Linked DNA regions of Homo sapiens: region 2 is linked to region 1. Evidence: read pairs that join two places in POLR2A ChIA-PET (ENCODE). Cell type or tissue: OCI-LY7. All regions are shown on one strand. Each heading gives the region's core, and the rest is flanking DNA. Links, peaks and the distances in the headings are about the cores only. Region 1 holds the start of LOC101927436 (a long non-coding RNA gene). Region 2 has its middle 24 kb from the start of SCARB1.

Region 1 (4,386 bases), core at 225-4,224:
CACCGGAGTTCAGAGGGTGCATGGCCCTGCCCAGAACTTGATCTTGGACTTCTGGCCTCCAGAACGGTGAGGGAATAAAACGTCTGTTTTTTGAAGCCACCCAGTTTGTGACGCCCAGTTACAGCAGCCTAAGGACAGGAATATATCCCTGTTGTGCCCAGGCCTAGTCACTGTGGACTTCAGCAAGTGCTGTTCACTTCACCTTCAAAACAGAGTACTTCCCAAATCTGCCCTTCTCAGGCCAGGTGCGGCGGCTCACGCCTGTAATCCCAGAGCTTTGGGAGGCCGAGGCGGGCAGATCACTTGAGGTTGGGTGTTTGAGACCAGCCTGGGCAACATGGTGAAACCCTGTCTCTACTAAAAATACAAAAATTAGCCGATGTCGTGGCGGGCGCCTGCAATCCCAGCTACTCAGGAGGCTGGGGCAGGAGAATCGCTTGAAACTGGGAGGCAGAGGTTGGAATGAGCCGAAATCGTGCCACTGCACTTCAGTCTGGGCAACACAGCAAGACTCTGTCTCAAAAAAACATGGTGAAACAAAACCAAATCTGCCCTCCTCTACTCTTCCAGGGAACACCCTGGTCAGAGCCCCTGCCCTCCCTTGCCTGGACGGTTGCAGGTGCCCCCGCCGACCCCCACAGTTCTCCCAACTCACTATGCCCCCTCTTCCCCCCAGCAGCCAGAGGGGTCCTTTCAAAACCTACATCAGGCCAGTCCCCATGCTCCTAAAGGTATCCTATCCTGCTCCAATTCCAATAAAACCCCAATTCCTTTGAAGAAGGCCCCCATGACCTGGCCCCTTCCAGCCCCTGTGATCTCTCTCCTACCACCACGTCGCTCTAGCCTACTGCTTCTCAAACACACCAAAAACAGTCCCACCTCAGGGCCTTGGCACGTACGGGTCCCCTGGCCTGGAACCCTCCTCCTCACATCTCCACATGGCTCCAACTGTCTCTTTATTCACGTCTTTGCTCAAATGTCACCCTCAAAGAAACCTTCTCTGATCACCTGTAATGAAATCGCCACACATCACCTTCCTCGCCCACCCCACATCATCTCCCTCTGCCCGCTTTGGAAGATGATCTTGTCCGTGGCAGAGTTGCCTTACAACCCACACCCTTCTCACGGGCTCTCTTTGAAGCAGCTGTTCCATTTCTAGGAAACGATTCTACAGAGGTGCTGGCCTGGGGCGCAGAGGCACGGACAGGCCAGGATGTGCCTGGTAGGGTCACTACTGCAGCAAAAGCCGAAAGCCAAGCTCCGTGTCCATCGCGAAGGCACTGGGCATGTGGCTATGCAGCCGTGACAAAGGATGAAGCCATCCCGTGGCCAGGGCGCAGAGTGACCTCCCAGATCTACGTTTCATGTGGCGTTTCTGCCGTGTATTTTTAAACCCGGGGACAAATGTATGCGTAGTAAAGGTCGTGAGGTCATTTGTCTTTGGTGTCTAGCTTGACAGATTTTGAAAAAATTGACCCTTTTAAAAAGCAAACTTTATTTTTCAGAACAGCTTTAGACTCATAAAAAGATTGTGAAGACCGAACAGTCACCCCATACTCCACGCCCAGTTTACCCTACTGTTAGCATCTGACATTAGTATGATACATTGTTTAGAATTTTGTGGGGGAGGAGACAGTGTCTTGCTCTGTTACCCAAGCTGGAGTGCAGTGGTGCAAACATGGCTCACTGCAGCCTCAACCTCCCAGGCTCAAGCAACACTCCTGCTTCAGCCTCCCAAATAACTGGGACTGCATGTGCACGCCACCATGCCTCGCTAATTCTTTTTGTTGTTGTTAGAGATAGGGTTTCGTTCTGTTGCCTAAAATGGTCTGGAACTCCTGGGCTCAAGGGATCCTCCAGCCTCGCCCTCCCAAAGTGCTGGTATTACAGGCGTGAGTCACTGCCCCGGCCCATTTTTCACAATTAAGGAACCAGTGTGGATACATTAGTATCAACTGACATCTGCCTGTTTCAATCTCACTTCTTCCCCAGGGCCCCAGGTGGCATCTGTCTTTGGCCTTCTCGAGGCTCCTCCGAGCCTCTGGGCTGGATAGTTTCTCAGACTCACCTTGGTTTTGATTTGATGACCTTGACAGTTTCGAGGCAGGTGACCTTGACAGTTTCGAGGCTTGCTGGTCACGGAGCTGCAGGATGCGCCTGCATTGGGATTGGTCTGATGTTTTTCTCATGATGAGACTGGGGTGACGGTTTGAGAGAATTTTTCAAGCCAAGTGGGTGCAGGAGACCCATGAAGGCCCCTCCCGCTGATCTTTTGAGGAATATGTATTTCTATCTGTGCATTTCTGCTTGTGTGTTCCTAAGCTACTCCCTGGAAGGACACACAGACACTGGGAACTGAAGATGCTTCTGGGGCGGGCACGCGGGCCCCTGAAGACAAAGTCGGAGAGATGCATGCTTTGCAATGTGTGCCCCGTTGGTACCGATTGAAAAAGTTATTTAACTACACGTATACGAGACTGAACTGTGTGTGTACATTTTAAAATAAAACAAAACGTGCTTCCTGTTCTGCGGCCTCTGCCCCTCCCCTCGGCAGCCCTGAGGCTTGGCCAGGGTCCAGGAGGAAGGCGCGGGGAACAGGTTGGCCCAGTCAGCTGGCTGGGACTTCAAAGGAAAGCGCCGCTGGGGCCCACCTGGGGCGCAGCGGAGCACCTCCCACAGAGGGAAGGAAATGCCAGCCCTGGGGCGACCTCAGAACATCTGCAGGGACAAGGGTGTGTCAGGCCACCTGGGCAAGCGCTTTACCTCTCTGTGCCTCGGTTTGCTCATCTGGGAATTGGGGATGTTGAGAGCACCTGAGTCCCAGCACTGCTGTGAGGGTGAACGTGATCCTGAACGCCAAGGGCTTGGCTAGGCTTTTCACGCGTGCTCTTCACACCGAGAATACAATCAAGCCCCACACCCACCCCCAGCCCGCAGAGTCCTATGTGAGCAGCCCCTGTCCACTTCTCAGACCCCATCTCTCTCCCCAGCTTCCTCCCGACCCAGGTCCAGCCACACTGGGCTCCGAGCTATTCCCACCCCAGGACCGTTGCACCAGCTGTGCCCACCACGAGAGCATTTCCCCCAGACACCCACGTGGCTTCCTGGCAGGTCCTTCTGGCTGGGTCACAACCCAATCCCCTACTGAACTGGACATTTCACCACCTGCGTTCTTGAACTCTGACGAGGTTTAAGGCAGATATGGGCACAGGCAGATAAGGGGCGTAGGTGCATGGGGGGTGTGTAAGGGCCTGCCTGGGAGGCTAGCCTCAGAGGCTCTGGGAGACGAATTTTCTCTTCTTGAGGGAGCCCCTGGGGGTGGGAAGGTCCCTGGTCCTTCAGTCCTGAAACTCGGTTGTAGAGTGGGTGAGAAGGACAGGGTGGGCAGAGGGATAGGACTGGGGTCCCGGAGGATGGAGGGGAAGACCCCAGACAGGGGGCCCCAAGCTAAATCTAGCAGAGGGGCCCAGACCCTGACAACATAAGGTCACAGCCAGCTACCCAGGGCCCCGCATGGAGTCCCCACTCCCCTCTTACCAGCTCAACCTCTCTACAAACCTCAGTTTCCCTCCTGTGTGCCTGGAACAGCTGTTGCAGGCGCTGTGAGGCAGGGATGGGGGAATTGAGGAAGGTCCTCGAGGCTGGGAAGTTGAGGCTGGCAGCCGAGACAACTGAGGCGTGAGGAGCACAGCTCTGTGCCCAGGCAGCTGCAGGAAAACACCCCGAAGGGCCATTTGCGGGGAGCCCCCAGTCTGTCTAAGTGACAGATGTTATTCCGAGAAGAGCCTCTCTCTACCCAGGATGCTGAGTTCCACAGGATGCCTGCAGCAGGGCTGGCCTGGGAGGTTGTGCAGATTCAGCATTGCACAATTTTGGGGACCCAAGGTTCCAGAGAGGCTTCCTGGAAGGGGGGCTCAGGATGAGCCATTTGGCCCCCCCTTTGTCTCCCTTCCACCTGAAAGCTCAGTTGGAACAATCCCAGCCTCGCAAGGCTGACTTGATGCCGCGAAGCGATGCTGAGTTAGTGCTGCCTTTGCTGAGACTCACAGCTGAGTAAAAAAAAGAAAAAGGAAAAAGGCAGAATTTTTTAAAAGCTGCCATCAGCACAGGGCGCCCAAGCTGCCCCTGCCTCGCCGTGACCTTTGGAGGGATGCACGCACGGCCATAAGCATCACGTGGGGCCACGGTTCGGACTGGCGCCAGCCTCCTGAGTGAATCCCGGCACTGCCACTTCCCGGGTGTGTGGCCCCAGGTAAGTCAGATAACCTCTGTGGTCTCAGTTTCTCTTTGCATAAAATGGGATTAATAACAGAGCTTGCCTCTCCATGGTTCATGTTGGGGCCCCTGCTCTCCAGGCCTGTGGGGTGCATCTGGCTGTGTCTATGT
Region 2 (4,386 bases), core at 172-4,171, 280 kb after region 1:
CCCACCCACCCCCAGGCACAGGAAGGAAGGGAGAAAGAGATGCTTTCAAGAATTGTTTTTGTTTTATCAAATAATTGTGAATAGACATAGTGTTAGTTTGCTAGGGTTGCCATGCAAAGCACCACAAACCGGGCCGCTTAAAGCAACAGAAAGCTGGGCGCAGTGGCTCATACCTGCAATCCCAGGTCTTGGGGAGGCCGAGGCAGAAGGATCACTTGAGTCCAGGAGTTCGAGAGCAGCCTGGGCAACATGGCGAAACCTTGTCTCTACAAAAAAATACAAAAATTACCTGGGTGTGGTGGTGCCTGGCTGTACTCCCAGCTACTTGGGAGGCTGAGGTGGGAGGATTATCTGAACCCAGGGAAGTTGAGGCTGCAGTGAGCCGAGATTGTGCCAGTGCATTCCAGCCTGGGTGACAGAGTGAGACCCTATCTCAAAAAAATACAAATATATGAATAAACAGAAAGTTTACTCTCTGGAAGTTCTGGAGGCTGGAAGTCTGAGATGGGGATGTCTGCAGGGCCACACTCCCTCTGAAGGCTCCGAGGCTCCTTCCTCACCTCTTCCAGCTTCCAAGGGGCTGGCTGGCAATCCTTGGAGCTCCTTGGCTTACAGATGCCTCTGCAGTCATGGGGCCATCATGACACCATCTTTCCCTGTACATCTGTGTTGACAAGATGGCTCTGCTCTTACAAGGACACCAGTACTGTTGGATTAGGGGCCCAACCTACTCCAGCAGGATGTCACCTTAACTCATCTGCAATGACCCTACTTCCAAATGAAGTCACATTCTGAGGCGTCAGAGGATGGGGCTTCAGCATATCTTTTTGGGGAACACAATTCAACCCATGACAGATTTTATTTTTCTTTTGAGACAGGGTCTGGCTCTGTCACCCAGGCTGGAGTGCGGTGGCACAATCGCAGCTGACTGCAGCCTTGACCTCCTGGGCTCCAGCAATCCTCCCGCCTCAGCCTCCCGAGTAGCTGGGACCACAGGGATGCACATCGTGCCCAGCATTTTTTTTTTTTTTTTTTTTTTTGAGATGGAGTCTTGCTCTGTCGCCCAGGCTGGAGTGCAATGGCGCGATCTCAGCTCACTGCAACCTCTGCCTCCTGGGTTCAAGTGATTCTGCTGTCTCGGCCTCCTGAGTAGCTGGGATTACAGGTACACACCACTACACCCAGCTAATTTTTGGTATTTTTAGTAGAGATGGGGTTTCACCATGTTGGCCAGGCTGGTCTCAAACTCCCCACCTCAGGTGATCCACCCGCCTCGGCCTCCCAAAGCGCTGGGATTATAGGCGTGAGCCACCGTGCCTGGCCTATTTTTTTATTATTACTTGTAGAGACAGGGTCTCCCTATGTTGCCCAGGCTGGTCTCCAACTCCTGGGCTCAAGTCATCCTCCCACCTCAGCCTCCCAAAGTGCAGGGATTATAGGTATGTGCCACTGCACCCGGCCCCATGGCAGATATTGATCATAATAATAGCTGATATTCATTAAGACTGAACTTCATGCACGGCAGTGTTCTAACTGTTTTACATTTTAGCTCATTGAATCCCACATTCACCTCTGGAGTCAAAACCAATATTATGTCTACTTTTCAGATGAGGAAACTGAGGCATAGAGAAATAAAGTAACTTGTTCAAGGTCACACAGGGACACAGCGGGGGAGTAACCAGGCCCGAATTTGAACCTGAGTTGTCAGATGCTGGAGTCTGAGCTTCACAAAATCCAAGTGAAACAGAAAGAACAGAAAGGTCTATTAGATGAAAACAAGGCCCTCCCTCACCCCCGACACCTGTACTCCTCTTGCAAAGTTTGGAAAACATTTGGTAATTAATGTTCTGCAAAAGCAAAGAGTAGAGAGTACAAGATCATCAAAGCACTGTCAGACCGTCAGACTGGCTTTTACCCACCTCACTGCGCAGTGGGAGGGTTATTTTGAATTCCAGCGGAGCAGCGGGGGCCCTTCCTTATCTTCGGGGGATAAGCTCCAGGATCCCTAGCGGATGCCTGAGACCTGAGATAGCACTGAACCCGGTATAGACTGTTTTTCCCCATGATAAAATTTAATTTATAATTCAGGCACAGTCAGAGATTAACAACAATAACTAGTAATAAAATAGGCCATGCGCAGTAGCTCACGCCTGTAATCCCAACACTTTGGGAGGCCAAGGCAGGCAGATCACTTGAGGCCAGGAGTTCAACATCAGCCTGGCCAACATAGCAAAACCCTGTCTCTACTAAAAATACAAAAATTAGCTGGGTTTAGTGACACATGTACTCGGGAATAGCTTGAACCCAGGAGGCAGAGATTACAGTGAGCTGAGATCATGCCACTGCACTCCAGCCTGGGCAACAGAGCGAGACTCTGTCTCAAAATAAATAAATAAATAAAACCAAGTAAAAAATTGAAATATATATATATATAGTATGTGTGTGTGTGTGTGTATATATATATATATAATTTTTTTTAGAGATGGGGCCTCGCTCTGCCACCCAGGCTGGAGTGCAATGGTGCGATCATAGCTCACTGCAGCCTCTACATCCTGGGCTCAAGCGATCCTCTCACTTCAGCCTTCGGAGTAGCTAGGACGGGACTACAGGTGCATGCCACCATGCCTGGCTGATTTTTTTTTTTTTAAGACAGAGTCTCGCTCTGTCACCCAGGCTAGAGTGCAGTGGAGCGATCTCTGTTCACTGCAACCTCCGCCTCCTGGGTTCAAGCAATCCTCGTGCCTCAATCTCCCAAGTAGCTGGGATTACAGGTGCCTGCTACCACACCGGCTAATATTTCTTTGTATTCTTAGAGACAGGGTTTCACCATGTTGGCCAGGCTGGTCTCAAACTCCTGGCCTCAAGTGATCTACCTACCTTGGCCTCCCAAAGCGCTGAGATTACAGGTGTGAGCTATCATGCCTGCTCTGAGTTTTAAAAAATTTTTGTTGAGATGGGATTTTGCTGTGTTTACCAGGCTGGCCTTGAATTCCTGGCCTGAAGCAATCCTCCCACCTCAGCCTGCCAAAGTGCTGGGATTACTGGCAGGAGCCACAGTGCCTGGCCCCCTCGTTATTTTTTATTTCTAGAATTTTCCTGGCAATTTTCCTTCATTCACATCCTTTGATGAACTTTGGCACCATTTTCTCAAATCTCCCAAAATTTTGTGTTAGTATTTTAACTGGGATTGTATGGATTTCTAGTTAAATTTAGCAAGCTCTTGGCATCTTTCCAAAGCTGATTCTTCCTCTCAAAGAACAAAGATTGTCTTCCCATGAATGCAAGTCTCTTTTTATATTACAACAATAGTAGAATTTTTTTAAAGCTTTTTATGTTTGTATCCTCCACATTTCTTGGGAAGTTTGCTGTTAAATATTTCATCAGTACAGTTGCTATTGTAAACAAGACCTTTTCTTTCATTAGAAGTAAAGTGGCTGGGCGTGCTGGCTCACGCCTGTAATCCTAGCATTTTGGGAGGCCGAGGTGAGCAGATCATGAGGTCAAGAGATCGAGACCATCCTGGCCAACGTGGCGAAACCCCGTCTCTACTAAAAATACAAAAATTAGCCGGGTGTGGTGGTGCACACCTGTAATCCCAGCTACTTGGAAGCTGAGACAGGAGAATCACTTGAACTCGGGAGGCAGAGGTTGCGGTGAGCCGAGATTGTGCCTCTGCACTGCAGCCTGGGCAACAGAGCAAGACTCAGTCTCAAAAAAAAAAAAAAAAAGTAAAAATCAAAGTTGTATAAAAAGGGCCAGGCGCGGTGGCTCACGCCTGTAATCCCAGCACTTTGGGAGGCCGAGGCGAGTGGATCACGAGGTCAAGAGATCAAGGTTGTAGTGAGTCGACGTCGCACTCCACTCCAAGCACCACTGCACTCCAGCCTGGCGACACAGCGAGATTCCATCTCAAATAAATAAATAAATAAAGTTAGATTTATAAAGTCGGGTCCAAAGATTGATTCCACAGATTTGGGATGAGCCCCTGAGAAAGCTGCATTTTCAACTAATCCATGCCCCAGCCAATCCTAAGGCAAGCTAATGTCCAAGAACCATTCTCACTGCCTACTACTGTCTGGCAGGGGCTGGGATATCATGGGAGACAAAAAGGCACAGTTCCTATTCTCAAAGAACTTCTATTTCAGTGCAAACCACTGTTTAAAAAAGTAAAAATCGGCCGGGCATGGTGGCTCATGCCTGTAATCCCAGCACTTCAAGAGGCCAAGGCGGGCAAATCACCTGAGGTCAAGAGTTCGAGACCAGCCTGGCCAACATGGCGAAACCCTGTCTCTACTAAATACAAAAATTAGCTGGGCATGGTGGCGGGCACCTGTAGTCCCAGCTACTTGGGAGGCTGAGACAGGAGAATCACTTGAACCTGGGAGG

Evidence for each region. ChIA-PET counts read pairs that join two places held together with the same protein. Peaks named below come from ENCODE experiments on the same cell type or tissue, not always from the same donor. Only the 100,000 strongest peaks of a DNase experiment are listed, where the experiment ranks them.
Region 2: POLR2A ChIA-PET joins it to region 1 with 5 read pairs; 1 of 35 experiments calls an interaction of 5 or more read pairs at or near these places.

The regions. Positions count from the first base shown.
Region 1 is chr12:124,606,635-124,611,020 of GRCh38, forward strand. It overlaps LOC101927436 (a long non-coding RNA gene), which reads right to left and starts at 2,510. Exons shown (of 4, transcript XR_242964.4): 1 at 2,069-2,510; 2 at 880-1,008. RefSeq lists an enhancer at 2,838-2,967. In OCI-LY7, for the core only: a CTCF peak has its summit at 2,645; DNase peaks (open chromatin) are centred at 2,027, 2,637, 3,117 and 3,757; H3K4me3 peaks cover 1,864 bases; H3K27ac peaks cover 2,153 bases.
Region 2 is chr12:124,885,388-124,889,773 of GRCh38, forward strand. No RefSeq gene overlaps it. Among named protein-coding and RNA genes, the nearest start is that of SCARB1, 24 kb to the left of the region's middle. RefSeq lists a cis regulatory region at 1,733-2,182 and an enhancer at 2,625-2,734. In OCI-LY7, for the core only: no CTCF peak of the experiment used is centred there; DNase peaks (open chromatin) are centred at 704 and 2,584; H3K4me3 peaks cover 1,859 bases; H3K27ac peaks cover 3,457 bases.